2 separate regions of the Homo sapiens genome follow, and region 2 is linked to region 1. A link is an interaction called in ENCODE POLR2A ChIA-PET data of the cell type or tissue named here. Cell type or tissue: HepG2. All regions are shown on one strand.

Region 1 (4,000 bases):
GCCGGCTCCTGTCACTCACATCCCGTCTCCAGAAGAGGCCCCAAGGCATCCCGTGTTGGACCCACAGGACTCAGCCTGGAGTCACACTCAGGGCCATAATTTTCCGCAGCAAGGTCAGCACAGGAAAAAGACACACGGGGCAGGGTCGCGGGAGGCCAGACACGGCTTCCAGGACACCCTCCCAAGATGGTATGAGGGCCGGTCACTGGAGCACCTGCTGCTGGGCAAGCAACAAAGTCCCCGAAGAGAAAGCCGGTGTTCAGCAAAACCCCTACTGTTTGCACCAGCAGGTTAGGTGCAGGGAGACCCTCTCATCAGGAAATGGAGGGAGCCTTCCCAAAATCCAAGGCCCCAGGCACCAGCCAGAGGCAGTCTTGCCGGCTGGCTGTCTCAGACCACTGTGTGAGCTCTTCCACACAGAAGTCTAACATGGGTGGCCCCGAGTCAGAAGACAGGGCCCAGGTACATGGCCGCACTGGCCGCCCCACCGGGCAAGCACAACCAGGCTGTGACACCACTGAGCTCCACCCTGAGAGGCTGCACACACTCCAACCCGACCCTGGTCCCACCCAGCTGCTTGTACCTTCTACGTTGTTGTAGAAATGACAGGAGCGACTTGCCACCTTCTTACGGCACAAGTGGATCTGTGGGAGGAAGGGCAGAGTGCGCAGCTGAAGCACGGCCAAGAAAGGACCGAAGCCAGTCCCCACCCCCACCAGGTCCTCCCCTGCAGTCCCCCAGTGAACTTCAAACCCTAGCCCAGCGGGAGCGCAGCCTGGGGCTCTGGACACCCAGCAGCACTCGCCTGTCGGACACTGAGCCGGAGCGGGAGCCCAGGAGCCTACCTGTAGATGGTTACTCTCTTGTTTCTTCACCTCAGGATGGATGCACAGCTGCTCCCGGGAGCCCAGCACACACACCTTAGGCCTGGTGGGAGAGAGCACCGTGGGTCGAGGAGGAGCTGTCTCCAACACCCACAGCGTGGCCCTGCAGCGTGAGCTGTATGGAGACACGCAGGAGCCTCGGCGGTCAGAGGAAGTGAGCATAACTGAAACGTGGCCCGGGCGTAGGAGGGAGCTAGAAGACGAGCGGGGGTACTGGACAGAGGGAGGAGATTCGACAGCTTCCACAGCACCCTGCCACTGGTCCGGCCACAGGAACCCGACAGAACACCAAGACTCTGCTGGGCTCTGACAAGCAGCAGGGCCTCCTCCTACTTCATGTGCAAAGCTGCACTGGGGGCCAGCCCTGACCTACTGCACAGCTGCTACAACAGCACCTGCGAGGAGCTCAGGACGCCCGCCCAAGGTCAGCACACAGATGCAAAGCTGCTTCCTCACAAGTAATGGGCATTGGAGGCAGCCCAGGCCGCACCCCACCCCTGGGCACCAGCGCTCTGCACACTTCGGGGGAGCGTCTAGAAAGACCACCACCCTCCACCACAGCACAGCATGGGGCTGTGGACTCAGCACCATGCCAAGCTGGTTCTCTTGAGGACCCCGAGACAGGTGTAAACTCGTCTGACCCACCGGTAGGAGGTGTTCCGAAGCTCGTTGATGACCTGTGTGAGTTGCGAGTGGGTCCTGGAGGCGTAAATAATCTTTGGGATGTCCGTGTAGCAAGCTGACCAGACACAAGCAAGCACAGAAGTCACGGTTCTCAGACAACGTTCTCACGTATCAAAGGCAGGTGGCATTCGGCTAACTCGGCCCTGCAGACAGCCAAGAATCTGACACCCCAGATACTGGTTTATCAAAAATGGGTGAAGTGGGCATCTGCCGTGCCCTAATTCAGCAAAAAAGCCCAACCCTAGGTTTACACCCACGATGGCGAGAAATTATACAGCAGCTAAAAAATTCTCCTTGAGTTCTGCTTGAGAGACGGCAGGAGTCCCCATGGGCCCACCCCACCCTCAGCGCCATCCCTTGCCAACCATCCCCACAGGAGGCCAGGAGAGGCCTGGGAACTAGGGTCACCTATGGGGTCTCCAGCAGCAGCAGCAGCGTTGCCCCAGGATGACAAGGCCCGATCCGGGAAAAGCTCTCCTTGCGCCCTCTCGGCAATCTTGCGGGCAGAGATGCCGTCTCGGAGGTGTTCTCGCCAGGCCAGCGTGGTGCACAGCAGGCACAGCGTCTTCCCTGTACCCGTAGGGCTCTCCAGGATGCCATTCACCTTCTGAACGGAGTTCGGAGCAAGGGTTACGGGGAAGCCAGGAAGAGGCGAGGCCACACAAGCTGCCCTGAGACAAGCTTCGGCAGCCAGCGGGCAGCTCTTTGCAGATGCAGAGGCCACTGCCAGGTGGCGAGAGCCCTGTGGGACCGCGGAGAAGTCCACAGGCAAGTCCCACTCTTGCCCTAAAGGGCGTGAAGCAACTCAGCCGCCATTAGCAAACGATTTGCAGAACGTTACCCAAAACACGACACTATTTTTCAGCTTAAATAGTAAGATGACTAATTAGGTGTCAAGTCTCAAAATAGGAAACTGTTCTGCGTTTCTGGATCCAAACATTTATGCTGTCCTATCTGACGTCCTACATACAAGCTCTCAGACGGGAACCTGAGCAGGAAACTCGGGGAGGGGAAGGGTGTGAGCCGGGTACAAGAGGGCACCTCAAGGAACCCAGGAGAAGGCAACCTGCACCACTGCCACCTCCCTGCACCCCCGAGGTTCAAAGACCTTCCAAGTGAGGCTGGCCACCGGCTGCCCCTCTAATGGAAATGCTTCCTCCTGACCCGTGAATATCAGCTGCTCCTCAGAGAGGCCCCCAAGGCACTCCTAAGTCTGTCACCCTCAAGGACTGTAGGGAAAAGAGAGATCAGACTGTTACTGTGTCTATGTAGAAAGGGAAGACATAACACACTCCATTTTGACCTGTACCCTGAACAATTGCTTTGCCCTAAGATGCTGTTAATCTGTAACTTTGCCCCAGCCTTGAGCTCACAGAAACATGTGTTGTATGGAATCAAGGTTTAAGGGATCTAGAGCTGTGCAGAACGTGCCTTGTTAACAATATGTTTACAGGCAGTATGCTTGGTAAAAGTCATCGCCATTCTCCAGTCTCGATAAACCAGGGGCACGATGCACTGCGGAAAGCCGCAGGGACCTCTGCCCTGGAAAGCCGGGTATTGCCCAAGGTTTCTCTCCATGTGATAGTCTGAAATATGGCCTCGTGGGATGGGAAAGACCTGACAGTCCCCCAGCCCAACACCCGTGAAGGGTCTGTGCTGAGGATTAGTAAAAGAGGAAAGCCTCTTGCAGTCGAGATAGAGGAAGGCCACTGTCTCCTGCCTGCCCCTGGGAACTGAATGTTTCGGTATAAAACCCGATTGTACATTTGTTCAATTCTGAGATAGGAGAAAAGCCGCCCTGTGGCAGGAGGCGAGACATATTGGCAGCAATGCTGCTCTGTTACTCTTTACTCCACCGAGATGTTTGGGTGGAGAAAAGCATAAAACTAGCCTACGTGCACATCCAGGCATAGTACCTTCCCTTGAACTTATTTGTGACCCAGATTCCTTTGCTCACGTTTTCTTGCTGACCTTCTCCCCACTATCACCTTGCTGTCCTGCCGCATTCCTCTTGCTGAGATAGTGAAAATAGTAATTAATGAATACTGAGGAAACTCAGAGACTGGTGCCGGTGCAGGTCCTCTGTATGCTGAGCGCCGGTCCCCTGGGCCCACTTTTCTCTCTATACTTTGTCTCTGTGTCTTATTCATTTTCTCAGTCTCTCGTCCCGCCTGATGAGAAATACCCACAGGTGTGGAGGGGCCGGCCCCCTTCAAAGGACGATCGTTTTTACTTGTCAATCCTCTCTCTGACCCCACCTGGAACACCAGCCCTTTTTATGACAGACGCTGCCTCTGGCCCGGAGGGGCCTGGCTGGAATGGGCCGGGAGAGGGAAGCACACCCCGTCCTGGCTGAAGCTCCACCCACCCGCAGTCCTTTCCTCGGGGCCTGTGCTCTACCTGCTGCAGACATTCCAGGACCTTGGTCATGT
Region 2 (4,000 bases), 310 kb before region 1:
AGGAAGGTAAGGGAAGGAAGAGAAGGAAGGGAGGAAGGGAGGGAGGGAAGAGAAGAGAAGGAAGGAAAGAGAAAAGGAAGGAAGGAAGAAGGAAGGAAAGGAAGGAAGAAGGGAGGGAGGGAGGGAAGGGAAGGAAGAGAAGGGAGGGAAGGAAGAAGGAAGGAAGGAAGGAGAGAAGGAAGTAAGAGAGGGAAGGAAGGAAGGCAGGCAGGCAGGCAGGCAGGCTCTCCTGGGGGAGATTCTTGTGGGTCCTGTGCCAGTCCCGTGTGGTGCCTCCTACCAGTCCTCTTTAGGAGAGCCAACCTTTCTCTGTCTCATTCATTCCCAAGTCCTGTGCTGTCAGTGCCCCGCCACCTCCAGACCACTCAGCCCACACCGGACCCCAGTGCCCCCTGCCTGCAGAAGCCCAAGCTGTGGGGCAGAGAAGGCCCTGGCACTGGTTCAGAACCACTGCCCCCAGAGCTGGGAAAGGGTGACCCAATGGTCAGTGACCCCAGTAAAACCCCATGGCCTTAAGCCGCCAGGCACCTCCGGGGGTCAGTCGCAAAAGTGGTCTCAGGGCCAGTTGGAAGAAGGCTGAATCCTGCGCTGCCGGTGCACGGCCCCCAGGGCCAGAGGTCAGGGTCCCGAGCCCAGAGACCACACTCGCCGCGCGGGCCAGGATGCGGCGGAATCAGGTCGCCTCAATCCGTGCGCGCCGGACTCCGGGCAGTGCCTAGCGCCCCTATCGGGCCTCAGTTTACCCCACTGTCCAAAAAACGTCCCCCGCCCCAGGACGGCAGAACCGGCTACTCTGGACTGCGGGCCCGGCCGACGGGGGCGGAACCGCGGAGCGGGGGAACCACAGGCCAGCGCCGGGCCCCCGCCCCCGCCCCCGCCCCCTCCCCGCCCCCTCCCCGTCGCGGAGCGGCCGCGGGAATAACGCGAGAGTTCGCCCCCTCCCCCCCGCAGTAAAACTGTCAAAGGTGGGAGGGGCGGGAGCGCGCATGTGCGCAGCGCGGCGCGCAGCCTGCGCCGCCCGGACCCAGCGCCCCGCGCCCCGCGCCCCCCGCCCCGGCCCGGCCCGGCCCGGCCGCAGCCCCGCTGGGCGCCGCAGGTAAGCGCCCGGCCGCGCCCCGGACCCATTCTGGCCGCAGCCCCGGCGCCCACCGCGCCCCGGATCTCGACCCTGCGCGCAGGCCAAGGAGGGGGCCGGGCCCGGAGCCCCCCCGCCCCCCGCCGCGCCCGAGCCCCCGCGCCCCGCGCCGGCGCCGTCTTCCTGCCTCCTCCTTCTCCAGAAAAAGTCGCCATTTTGGTTCACTGCCTTCGCCCCCCCACCCCGCGCCCGCGATCGGCCCTGCCCGGCCAGGCCGAGGCCCGCGCCCCGCGCCCGCTCCCGGCCCCAGGTGACAGGTGGGTGGCGAGGCTGGCCCCAGGTGCGCGTCCCTGGCCGCGCTCACCCGCGCGCCAGGCCTGGGCCGGGGTCCCGGGCCGAACGGCCTACGCGGCGGACCCGCTGCTGGCGTCTCCTGCGCGCAGCGCGGCGGAGCCCCCTCTCCCCGCGAGGGCTCTGTGTCCCCGCTGGGCTCGGGAGGGCCGAAGCCCCTTCTCATCCGGGGCGCCAGTCGCGTCTCTGCCTCCCAGGCTGGCCCTGGCCTCAGGCCCCACTATTCTGAATTCTTCTCCCAGGCTTCAGAAAAATTGGAAGTGGGGCCTCAGCAGGCACCTGCACCCCAGGCCACCGGGGTCATCAGGTGCTGGGATGACTCATGCCGGCCCTGTCTCCTTTCAAAAGTTGCAAAGTGAGGACTTCCAGAGAACTTTGTCCCCGGACACTGGCCTCCCCCTTGGCAATGGGCAGTGACTGTCCTGACCTCTGACCTCAGCTCTCTGGCCCTCCTGGACACAGCAGCCCCTTCCCATCCCCTCGGATCCAAGTTAATTAGAAGCTATCAGGAGGGGGCCACCTGCCCACTCAACCCTCACCCTGCTTCCTGTCCCACCCCCTTCCGTGGCTTTTCCACAGGGCTGGGCCCAGAGTCTCCTCTGCTCCCCAGCTCTCAGGATGGGGTTCCCAGCAGCACAGGCCCTCGGGGGCCCCAGCCTTGGGCAGCAGGGCGTTCTCTCTGGCCAGCATCCTGGGCCTTCACTGCTGGTGCTTCCACGACTTGTTTGGCTGAAGTGGTAGTGGTGGGTCTGTAGGCAGAGGACTGAGAGGATCCAGAGAGAGGTGGGGGGCGGGTCAGCCTGCCAAGCCTGGAGACAAGTCTGCGAAGAGCATCAGGTAGGATAGTTCAGCCGGCACAGGGACGGGAGCTTGGTGCAGTGCCAGATTGGGCCAGGGGTCCTCAGTGCCCACCTTGGCTGTTTTCCATCTGTGTCTGGAGAGAAGATTCCAAGGGTACCTGCCTGGGTAGGCTGGCATTGCATCAAGTCAGCATGGGAAGGTATGAGGGCCCCAGTGAGAAGCTGTGCCCCCACTGCTGGGCCTGGGCAGCTTGTGAGCCAGCAGCCATCATCAGAGACATAATTGGCCCCTGGAGGAATGTTGCCAGCCTCCTTCCTCCTGCGCAAGGCACCTCTCCCAGGGGCACACCCCCTCCCAGCACTGGGTAGGAGTGCATCACCTTCGGCATCATCTTCGCAGCTGTGGGGCTACGCACACTGTGGAGCTGCGTACACTGTAGAGCTGCGTGTTGGGAAGGGGGTCTGGAAGTTGGTGAGGGTCTCAGGACAGGACTAGATCCTATCAAACTGATGATGACTCCTGGGTTATCTGGGGAGACCTTGGCTGGCAGCCCCTCCCCTAAGTCAGAAGCCCCCATCACTTGCTTTTCCCACGTGAACAAAACCACAGGAAGGCAGGCCCCTCTTCCCTGACCAGAGAGGACCTGCCAAGGGCAGGGCTCCAGGGCAGCCTCACCACGTGTTCCAAGTGGGGCCCGTCAGGCTTCACAGATTGTCTACTTGCTCTGCAGAGATGACGGATCCTTTCTGCGTTGGAGGCCGTCGGCTCCCGGGGTCCAGCAAGAGTGGTCCCGGGAAGGATGGCAGCCGAAAGGAGGTCCGACTTCCAATGCTGCATGACCCACCGAAGATGGGTAAGAGGAGTCAGGGCCAGAGTCAATTCCAGATGGTTCTGGGCAGCAAGTGGTAGGAGTGGACCATTGCCCTGGGCGTCCTGTCTCCAGGTACCCAGCTAGGCCCCTAGAGTTCCCAAGGACCTTACCAGGGTAGGGGTTGCCTTGGACATAGCCCAGGGTCCTGGGTTCTTGTCCTCAGCTGGCCGCAGCCCCTGCCCCCGGTGCCCTCGTGTTGGGACAGCGGTGCTCACTGTGGGCCTGTGCAGCCGCCGGTGGTAGGCGGTGCTACACAGCTTCCGAGCCTTGCTGTGTTGTGTGCTGCAGGGATGCCGGTGGTCCGTGGTGGACAGACAGTGCCCGGCCAGGCCCCTCTCTGCTTTGACCCGGGAAGTCCAGCCAGTGACAAGACAGAAGGGAAGAAAAAGGGGCGGCCAAAAGCCGAGAACCAGGCCCTCCGAGACATTCCTGTGAGCTCCCTCAGGGCCATGGTGGGGCTCATGCTGGGGTCTCCCTATCCAGCCACTGCCCTGCCCTGATTTGTCCTCTGCACATCTGGTACCAACTCTATGCCTCAAGATGTGGGCACTGGCCTGGCAGACTTCACGTGGCCTGGCTTTGTATCTGATGTGCCGGGAGATTCGGGGGATCGCGTTGGTGGGCTCCTAGAACGGGTCTTGTGCATGGCCCCTGCCAGGTGGCTTGAATTCCCACTGCAGTCCCGAGGTTGAGGGGCTCATGTGGTGTGTGTGCCCTGCAGGCCCGGGGGGGCTCTGAGTCTGGGGCTCGGGCTGGCAGTGGCCCAGGTGGCTGCGGGTCAGCAGCACCACCTTTCCCCACGCCTAGCTCTCCCTGATGAACGACTGGAAGGATGAGTTCAAGGCACACTCGAGGGTGAAGTGTCCAAACTCAGGGTGCTGGCTGGAGTTCCCCAGCATCTA

The links. ChIA-PET counts read pairs that join two places held together with the same protein. Peaks named below come from ENCODE experiments on the same cell type or tissue, not always from the same donor. Only the 100,000 strongest peaks of a DNase experiment are listed, where the experiment ranks them.
Region 2: POLR2A ChIA-PET joins it to region 1 with 5 read pairs; 4 of 35 experiments call an interaction of 5 or more read pairs at or near these places.

Annotation. Positions count from the first base shown.
Region 1 is chr20:63,659,473-63,663,472 of GRCh38, reverse strand. RTEL1 (regulator of telomere elongation helicase 1) reads right to left here. Exons shown (of 35, transcript NM_001283009.2): 2 at 3,969-4,000; 3 at 1,977-2,175; 4 at 1,530-1,623; 5 at 846-927; 6 at 584-644. It overlaps RTEL1-TNFRSF6B (RTEL1-TNFRSF6B readthrough (NMD candidate)), which reads right to left. Exons shown (of 38, transcript NR_037882.1): 2 at 3,969-4,000; 3 at 1,977-2,175; 4 at 1,530-1,623; 5 at 846-927; 6 at 584-644. Among named protein-coding and RNA genes, the nearest start is that of RTEL1, 3.2 kb to the right of the region's middle. In HepG2, a CTCF peak has its summit at 3,903 (motif pointing right); no DNase peak of the experiment used is centred here; H3K4me3 peaks cover 319 bases.
Region 2 is chr20:63,966,910-63,970,909 of GRCh38, reverse strand. It overlaps ZNF512B (zinc finger protein 512B), which reads left to right and starts at 980. Exons shown (of 17, transcript NM_020713.3): 1 at 980-1,096; 2 at 2,958-3,080; 3 at 3,387-3,529; 4 at 3,906-4,000. The coding sequence starts at 2,960. RefSeq lists a silencer at 793-872 and enhancers at 1,555-2,090, 2,091-2,628. In HepG2, no CTCF peak of the experiment used is centred here; DNase peaks (open chromatin) are centred at 939 and 1,799; H3K4me3 peaks cover 1,688 bases.